2 separate regions of the Homo sapiens genome follow, and region 2 is linked to region 1. Evidence: read pairs that join two places in POLR2A ChIA-PET (ENCODE). Cell type or tissue: B cell. All regions are shown on one strand. Links, peaks and the distances in the headings refer to the core of each region. The heading gives the core; the rest is flanking DNA. Region 1 overlaps CBFB (core-binding factor subunit beta). Region 2 overlaps PHAF1 (phagophore assembly factor 1).

Region 1 (4,385 bases), core at 271-4,270:
CAAGATGCTATCTCAAAATGAGTCCTGGAAATCAAGGCTGCAGTGAGCCGTGTTCATACCACAGAGCAAGATGCTATCTCAAAAAAAAAAAAAAGAAAAAAAGAGAAAGAAAACTTTACAGTTCTTTTCCTCAACCCGTCTCCCCCCACAAAATAATCACTATCCTGATTGATGTATTTGTTCCCTTACTTTTCTTTGTCATTTTATTTCCTGTGCATATATCTCTAAATAACGCATTGTTTAGTTTTTAAAAAAAATGAAACTAGGAAGCACACACTTCAGGGCAGTGTAAACAACGGACTCTAATGTCACTTTCTCTCTTTTTTTTTTTTTTTTTTTTTGGTGAGAGGAGTCTTGCTCTGTCACCCAGGTTGGAGTGCAGTGGTGCGATCTCGGCTCACTGCAAGCTCCGCCTCCTGGGTTCACGCCATTCTCCTGCCTCAGCCTCCCGAGTAGCTGGGACTACGGGCCCCCTCACCACCACACCTGGCTAATTTTTTGTATTTTTAGTAGAGATGGGGTGTCACTGTGTTAGCCAGGCTGGTCTCGATCTCCTGACCTTGTGATCCACACTCTTCGGCCTCCCAAAGTGCTGGGATTACAAGCGTGAGCCACCGCACCCAGCCTTCTAATGTCACTTTCAGATGCAGCTCCTAGAAGATGAGCTGAACAGAATCTTAGGGTCAAGTCCGGATTCAGCTTCCCTGTGAATTTTTAGAGCCTCCCTGGGGAAGCTTGTGAGCACAGTCATGAGTGGATTATGGGAAACCTAGGGCTCACACTGGAGTTAGGGCATCTGGCACACTGAAACCATTGCTCACCGTGTGCCGGAGATGTGGAGGAATATGGTCAGAGGGAGTTAGCTGCTCTGGTATTTTCTGCTTCTAGGCTCACCATGACCTACCTTCTTTTATCCTTTTTTTTTTTTTTTAATTTCTTTTGTCAAAATTGATGTCTCATTCCAGAGCTACCTTCTTTTCACAGGAGTGAGTCAAAGCACATCACCTTTGTCAGCTCAAATGAGTGTCCTTAGCTGGTCCCAGCAGTGGGGAAGGCTTATATATGAGCATTTTGCCCTCAGGATCTTGGTGATGACCATCCTCAGAATGTCCATCTCTTCAATCTAGACTGATTGTCCTCTATATCCAGCGCACTGCTTTCATACTGATTTCTGTGTTCATCCTCTGCTGTGAGGGGCTTTTTTGTTTTTTTCTTTTTGTTTCTTTTTCAGTTTTTCTGTCTTCCTGTTTCTTGGTTTACGGTCTCTTTGTGGATAACAGAGTTGTTGCATATTTGAAGTGTCTTTATTCTACGATACTTTATTGTAAGTTTGTCTTGTTCTAGAGTTTGAGGTTAGAGATTATTTTCGTTAAGAAGGCCTTGTTTCATTGTCTTGGTTTAAATGTTGCAGTTGAAAATCTCTGAAGTCATTGTGTTTCCTGATCTGTTTGTGACCAATTTCCCCGTCTTTGGAAGTTTGTAAAATCTTTGTCTCCATGTTTTGGTATTTATCTATGATGTAACCTAGTGTCGGTCCACAGTCATTCCTTGTGCAGGGTACTTGCCAGCCCTTTACAGTATGGCAGCTGTGTCCTTCGTAAGGAAATTTTCTTATATTAATTGATGACTTCCTTTCTTATATTTTTTCTATTCTTTTCTGGAACATCTACTATTTGGATGTTAGACCCACAGGAATGATCCTGTTACCTTATTTTCTTACTGTCTCTTTTGTCTTTTTGGTCTACCTTCCAGAAGATTTCCTCTACTTTATCTTCAGAGTCTTATATTGGGTCTTAATTTCTACTATATTTCAACAGAGCTTTTTGTTTGTTTGTTTGTTTTGAGACGGAGTCTCGCTCTGTCGCCCAGGCTGGAGTGCAGTGGTGCGATCTCGCCTCACTGCAAGCTCCGCCTCCCGGGTTCACGCCATTCTCCTGCCTCAGCCTCCCACGCGTAGCTGGGACTAGAGGTGCCCACCACCACGCCTGGCTAATTTTTTGTATTTTTTTTTTTTTTTTTAGTAGAGACAGGGTTTCACCAAGAGCTCTTTTTTGTGTGTGCTACAAATGTTCCTTTTTTGTTAGTATCCTCTTCTTGTTTATCGGGTACATTTTATCTGAGAATCTAGCTGGTAGATTTTTACTGCTTTACATCACTTCAGAGGAAATGGCTGCAACTGAAGGGTGAAAGTCAGAATTTATCTTGGCTCAGCTTTTCATGTAAGAAAAGAAAAATACAGTGAAACCAAATTAAAATAATTATGTGGAGAGCATATTGGTGGCAAGTTAATACATTTTTATGACTTTTTGGAGGGTCTAATTTATTCTTAACAGAAGTCTGAGTTTAGTATCCATTTATTGAATATGTATTTATATGTGTATACGCACACACACACAGTGTATTAAATCTATTGAATTCCAGACACTTTCTTTTTTTTTTTTTTTTTTTTTTTTTTTGAGACGGAGTCTCGCTCTGTCGCCCAGGCTGGAGTGCAGTGGCGCATCTCGGCTCACTGCAAGCTCCGCCTCCCGGGTTCACGCCATTCTCCTGCCTCAGCCTACTGAGTAGGTGCCCGCCACCACGCCCAGCTGATTTTTTTGTATTTTTTTAGTAGAGATGGGGTTTCACTGTGTTAGCCATGATGGTCTCGATCTCCTGACCTCGTGATCCATCTGCCTCGGCCTCCCAAAGTGCTGGGATTACAGGTGTGAGCCACCACACCCGGCCTCCAGACACTTTCTTTAGTTTTTCATTTTATGATTTCTCTTTTGGACTGTAAGATGATCGGTAAATTACATTAAATCACTATAGAAGAAGCTATTTTTACACATACATGCAACCCAGTTATGATTCAGAGGCAAACAAGATTGAATGACTGTAGAGATTATCTGACAGTTGAGCAGCTGACTGTCCATTTATGAACAGGGAGGTGCATGTGGCTAAAGGAGGATGAGTCAGAACCAAGTATCTTCTAAAGGAATCTGTTGAATAGACTACAGAAATGATTACAGCAAGCGACAGGGTACATACTTCTTCAGTGGAATATCTTGTTTTCTTGGGTGCCTATGGCCATCCCAGTATTACTGTTGGATGATTCATTGGTCTGTGGGTAGGAACAACTCTTCATTGTCAGGGAAAAAACAGCATGTCTCCTTTGGAAAGAAATTACTGTCAGTGTTGCTGTGATGTTCTCTATGTTTTATAAGTTTTCATTTTGTGCTTTTTGTTGGTGATTTCACTGTTTAAAATGGCCCACAAGCATAATGTTAAAGTGCAGTCTAGTATTCCTTAAATGCAAGAAGGCCGTAATGTGCCTTATGGAGAAAATGTACATGTTAGATAAGTTCCCTTCAGTCATGAGTTACAGTGCTGTCAGCTGTGAGTTCAGTGTTAGTGAATCAGCAATATATATTGAAGATGATGTCTGAACAGAAGCATACATAAAACAAAATTATGTATTGATCAGTTGAGGAAGATGTTAGGCTAGAAGGAACCTACGTCTGCATTTCCCCTAGGAACAGTGGTTTAGTGTTCACTGATACAGTGTTCATGTAGATTTGATAGAGTATAACAATGGCAAGTCGTGTGTGTGTGTATGTGTGTAGGCTTAATGGTTTTCTTTACCCAGTATTTACTATGTTTTTTTCCATTAACAGCATAATGTAAACATCCCGTGTAACATGCTTGTTTTTGGTGGTGAGGGATGCTTGTTTTTGGTGGTCAAGGATCAGCAGACCTGCCTGGATTCTAGCAGGCTTTTTTTTTTTTTTTTAAGACAGAGTCTCGCTCTGTCACCAGGTTGGAGTGCAGTGGCATGATCTCAGCTCACTGCAACTTCGGCTTCCCGGGTTCAAGCAGGTCTCCTGCCTCAGCCTCCTGAGTAGCTGGGACTACAGGTGCGTGCCACCACACCCAGCTAATTTTTGTATTTTTAGTAGAGACGGGGTTTCACCATGTTGGCCAGGATGGTCTTGATCTCTTGACCTCGTGATCCACCCTTCTTGGCCTCCCAAAGTGCAGGGATTACAGGCGTGAGCCACCATGCCCGGCCTCTAGCAGGCTTTTTATTTTTGAGATGGAGTCTCACTCTTTCGCCCAGGCTGGGGTGCAGTGGTGCAATCTTGGCTCACTGCAACCTTTGCCTCCTGGATTCAAGTGATTCTCCTTTCTCAGCCTCCCGAGTTGGTGGGATTACAGGCACCTGCCACCATGCCCGGCTAATTTTTGTATTTTTAGTAGAGACGGGGTTTCACCATGTTGGCCAGGCTGGTCTCGAACTTCTGACCTCAGATGATTTGCCTGCCTTGGCCTCCCAAAGCACATGGATTACAGGCGTGAGCCACCGCGCCTATCCTCTAGCAGGCTTTTTAAAGGTCAGTGTTCAA
Region 2 (4,385 bases), core at 81-4,080, 88 kb after region 1:
GGACATTGGGGAACCTAGCCCCAGCTGTCTTTGCCCAGGGTTGTTTTGCATAGGCTCTGGTACTCCAAAGTAGACCTTGCCTGCAACCAGGATTGCTCAGGAACACTAGGTTCCCTGGTACCTGTTGACTTCTTTTCTGAGGGAAACATGTTCCACAGATGGAGGCCTTGGAAATCATTCAGATTAAGCTGTTTGGAGAGCTGCCCTTTTGTAAAGCATAGGACCCTCTTCTTGAGTCACAAAATGGAGACTGAAAAGGATTGGAGACAGTGGGGTGTGCTTGTATATTTTTAGAGGACCACCCCAGAGGCATTGCTGTATCCCTGTGCTATGGACCCAGGGAGCTGGATATAGCTGGTAGCTGGCCAGTGCGGACAGTCCAGCTGGTGGGTGAGTTGCATACATGAGAAATTATTGTATAAACAGTGTTTCAGCAGGAAACATCTCAAGAGGGCAGGGCTGGCCTGGACCATGGGTCTTGTAACCTTTGAGCCTTCTACGGTCTGAGGTCCTGAGGTAGCAAACAGTAGATTTCACAGAGGGAGTGAGGAGAGACTGAGTCTGCCTAAGTGGGAAAGACCAAACACAGGAGCCAAGAGTAGTAGGGGAGCTGATGTCCGGTCATGAACTCCTGAGAGTAGGATGGCGGCAGGAGGGAACAGTGCTGTTGCAGCTGGACCTCTGGTTCAAGGGCCAGTGATGATAGTATCTCAAGAAACTTAGGGTGTTGCTTTTCCAGCTGGAAACTACTTTGGCCGGTGGCACCTTTGCCCCAATTTTTGCTTGCTCCCGCTGGGCTCATTCAGCTCACTCAGCCTGGCAGGCTGCGCTTAGCTCATGCTACCAGCCTGGATCCCATGCCTGCCAAGGGCAAGCCAGGCATGGAGTGGCAAGGGGTGTGTGAGCGAGTGAATGTGGCATCCGGCCACTGTGCCCAGCCAGGCATGCTGACTGCTGTGGTGGGGCAGGCAGCTCCAGGCGCCAGCATAGGCACCAGCTCCACGTAAGGGTGAGGCTAGATCACGTGTACCGCAAGCGGCTTCCATTGCGGGCACCCATGTCTGGACAAGGAGAATGCGGTGGCACCCGGAAGCTTGGGGACACCAAGAACCACACAGAGCCCCAAACAGGGTGTCACAGCTCTGGCTCGGGGAGCTCCTAGGTCTGGGCTTCCTGAAGGGCTGCAGCTCTTCTCTTCTTGTCACCCACAATGTGGAAAGCGGGGCAGGGCATTTCAGCCTTATTTGTGTTACACCTCTTTCAGTCCCACCATTCGGTGGGTCCCGAGTTCTTGTCCTGCGGCCAGGAAGAATGAGGTATGCAGACAGCTGGAGGGTGAGCAAAAAGGAGAGGAGCTTTATTGGGCAACAGAACAGTTCAGAGGAGACCCATGGTGGGTAGCTCTTTCTGCAGGCAGGTCATCCTGACGAGTATCCAGCTCTCAGCAGAGAGAAGACCCATAGTGGGTAGCTTCTTTCTGTAGGCAGGTCATCCTGAGGAGTCAAGGAGTCCTGAAGTGGGTAGCTTCTTCCCACAGTTGGTAGTATTGACATCTGTCCAAGTCTGGCTGAATCCAGGGTTTTTATGGGCTCAGAAGGGAGGAAGTGCATGCTGATTGGTCCATGAGCAGGCCCGGAAAAAGCACCATAAATTCTCACTCCACCCACAGACTACCCAGAGCTGGCAGCCCGGCCCCCAGGCCTCAGGCCATCCCAGGCTTGAAGGTGGGGTTTCACCTCAGACCAAGCCCTTTCTGCCCAGGAGCCCTTCTGCTTCCTACCACCATCAGCGTGCCATCCATGGTGCCCATGCTGTTCATGCCGAGGCGGCAGGGGGCTAGTGTGTCAGTGCTGCCCTGAGTGCGTGCACTCCCAACCAGGTCGTGACAGCGCCTGGGCTCAGCCACAACTTTGCCCCTCCCCAGAGCAGGCACCGGGAGTGGGGAGAGGCTAGGTAGTGGGAGCAGGCACTTTCAAGCCTGCCGGGGCAAGGGGCCTTCTGGGCCCCTGAGAGTGCAGGGATGCCAGGGTCTGGAGCTGCAGCTGGGAGGCTGCAGCTACACCCAGGAGCATGGGCTCCTGCCCTGCCAACTTAGTAGAGGCCAGGGCTCTCACCTGTTCCCAGTTCCCATAGGCTCTGCATAGTTCTATGGGAAAACAGAGGTCCCGGCCACACTTCCTCTGCTCCAGTCGGCATCCTTGCAGCGGCCACTCCAGATGGGCCATTGCTGCCATCAATAGGTGACAGGGAAGATGGAGAGAATGGACTGGCCTCAGTAGGACTTAGTTGGCTGTGGGTACAGGGGTAGAGTCAGAGGTTACCCTGAGGTCACGGGCCCAAGCAGCTGGATGGATATGAAGCTGGAAAGGGTAGGGGATAGGAGGGAAGTGTTCACTGGGTGGCATCAAATCCAGGTCCAAGTCCTAGAGAGAGGTCAGGCTGGAACTTCAGTTCCTGGGGTTGCTGACTCCCACAGAGGGTGTAATGGAAGCCAGGAGGGTCTGATGGATTGTGGAATTCAGAATAGTCAAGTGGCCTTCAGCCCCTCAAGAACCAGGTGACTTGGCCAGCATGGTGGCTCACGCCTGTAATCCCAGCACTTTGGGAGGCCAAGGTGGGTGGATCACCTGAGGTCAGGAGTTCGAGACCAACCTGACCAATATGGTGAAACCCCCATCTCCACTAAAATTACAAAAATTAGCCGGGCGTGGTGGTGTGCACCTGTATTCTCAACTCAAGGAATCCTCCTGCCTTGGCCTCCCAAAGTCCTGAGTCTGCATCCTCGGATTCTCTTGGCTCTGCTGCTTACCATCTGGGCACCACGCTAGGTGACTTACTGCACCTCCTGGGGCCTTGGTTTCCTCATCTGTAAAGAGGAACCTGCCTTGAAAGTTTGTAAAGCACCTTTATTCAGTAAATCTTTATTGAGTACCTACTGTGTGCCAGGCACTACTCTAGGAGTTCGGGATACAGCAGTGAAGAACACAGACGGACAACCCTGCCCTCACGGAGCTTATATTCAGAGGGAAGAAAGCCACTTAGCAGGACAAAGAGCTAAAATGGATAGTACAGTGTGTTGAGAGGTAACACACATGACAGAAAAGATAAGGTATGGGGCCAGGCACGGTGGCTCACACCTGTAATGCCAGCACTTTGGGAGGCCGAGGTGGGCGGATCACCTGAGGTCAGGAGTTTGAGACCAGGCTGGCCAACATGGTGAAACCCCGTCTCTACTAAAAATAAAAATAAATTAAAAAAAAAACAGCCAGGCGTGGTGGTGGGCGCCTGTAATCCCAGCTACTCGGGAGGCTGAGGCAGGAGAATTGCTTGAACCCAGGAGACAGAGGTTACAGTGAGCTGACACAGTGCCACTGCACTCCAGCCTCCATGACAGAGTGAGACTCCATCTCAAAAAAGAAGAAAGAAAATGTCTAAAAGCTGCTTGGCCTGTCCCCTGGACTGTTGTCTGGAAGAAAGGTGATGCCTGCAGGCATTCTTGCTGTGGAGTGCACTGGATGTCCCAAGTTGGACATGCCTTTGGAAAGGCCTCTGCCCTGCCTCAGTAACATTCCCTCCTTGAGTACCCTTGTTTTCTATCCCAGGACATCCTCTTTGATGCGAATACACACAAAGTGAAGAAGTTTGTTCTACACACCAATTACCCTGGGCATTATAATTTCAACATGTGAGTACACCTGTCTGTACCTCCCCTCTGTGAAGTGAGTTTTGGGCTGAAAACCCCAGGAAAGAGCTTTTGGCTTTGGGTGTTCACTAATTTATCTACACCTGAATTCTTGCTGTTTCATGGGAAGTGAATTTCCTGAGTGCTTGCTGTGTTCCTGGCACAGGGTCCAATGCCTTACATCTCTCTGTTTGAACCCATTTTACAAATAGGGAAATAAGTTCAGAAAGCTTGATGTCTTATCCAAGGTAATAGGCTCTCCAGAACCCAGGGCCAAGATCTTTTCTGTTCGACTTCCGTGCCTAAATCTGGCCTCCCCCAGTGAACACTGTCAGGCACTCAGAGCCAGGGCTTTGGGCAGGTGTGTTTGGTTCTGTTTCTCCTGGGGTGTGGGGTTGGAATATGGGAGTGGCCAGGCCTTCTAGGAGGCCCAGCCTTTACCCATTTGCCTTCTCTCTAGTTATCATCGCTGTGAGTTCAAGATCCCACTAGCCATAAAGAAAGGTGAGTAGTGAAAGCTCTCAGGGTAAGGGAGGGGTTTTAGAGTCTGTTTTCCACTATGAAAAGGGAGAAAGATCGAAGCAGTGGTTGGATGTGTGGAGCTTCTGCCCATGGCCTCAGTTCCTCTGGGGTGGGCTCATTGTTCTGGGGGCTGCAGTGTTCTTGGTCTGAGTCTCCTAGAGGCCCTTGAGGCCTCTTCCTA

Evidence for each region. Peaks named below come from ENCODE experiments on the same cell type or tissue, not always from the same donor. Only the 100,000 strongest peaks of a DNase experiment are listed, where the experiment ranks them.
Region 2: POLR2A ChIA-PET joins it to region 1 with 7 read pairs; 13 of 35 experiments call an interaction of 5 or more read pairs at or near these places.

The regions. Positions count from the first base shown.
Region 1 is chr16:67,052,929-67,057,313 of GRCh38, forward strand. All of the region lies in intron 3 of CBFB (core-binding factor subunit beta), which reads left to right. Among named protein-coding and RNA genes, the nearest start is that of CBFB, 26 kb to the left of the region's middle. In B cell, for the core only: no CTCF peak of the experiment used is centred there; no DNase peak of the experiment used is centred there; H3K27ac peaks cover 1,395 bases.
Region 2 is chr16:67,140,692-67,145,076 of GRCh38, forward strand. PHAF1 (phagophore assembly factor 1) reads left to right here. Exons shown (of 16, transcript NM_025187.5): 11 at 3,603-3,685; 12 at 4,143-4,186. Among named protein-coding and RNA genes, the nearest start is that of B3GNT9, 8.1 kb to the right of the region's middle. In B cell, for the core only: no CTCF peak of the experiment used is centred there; no DNase peak of the experiment used is centred there.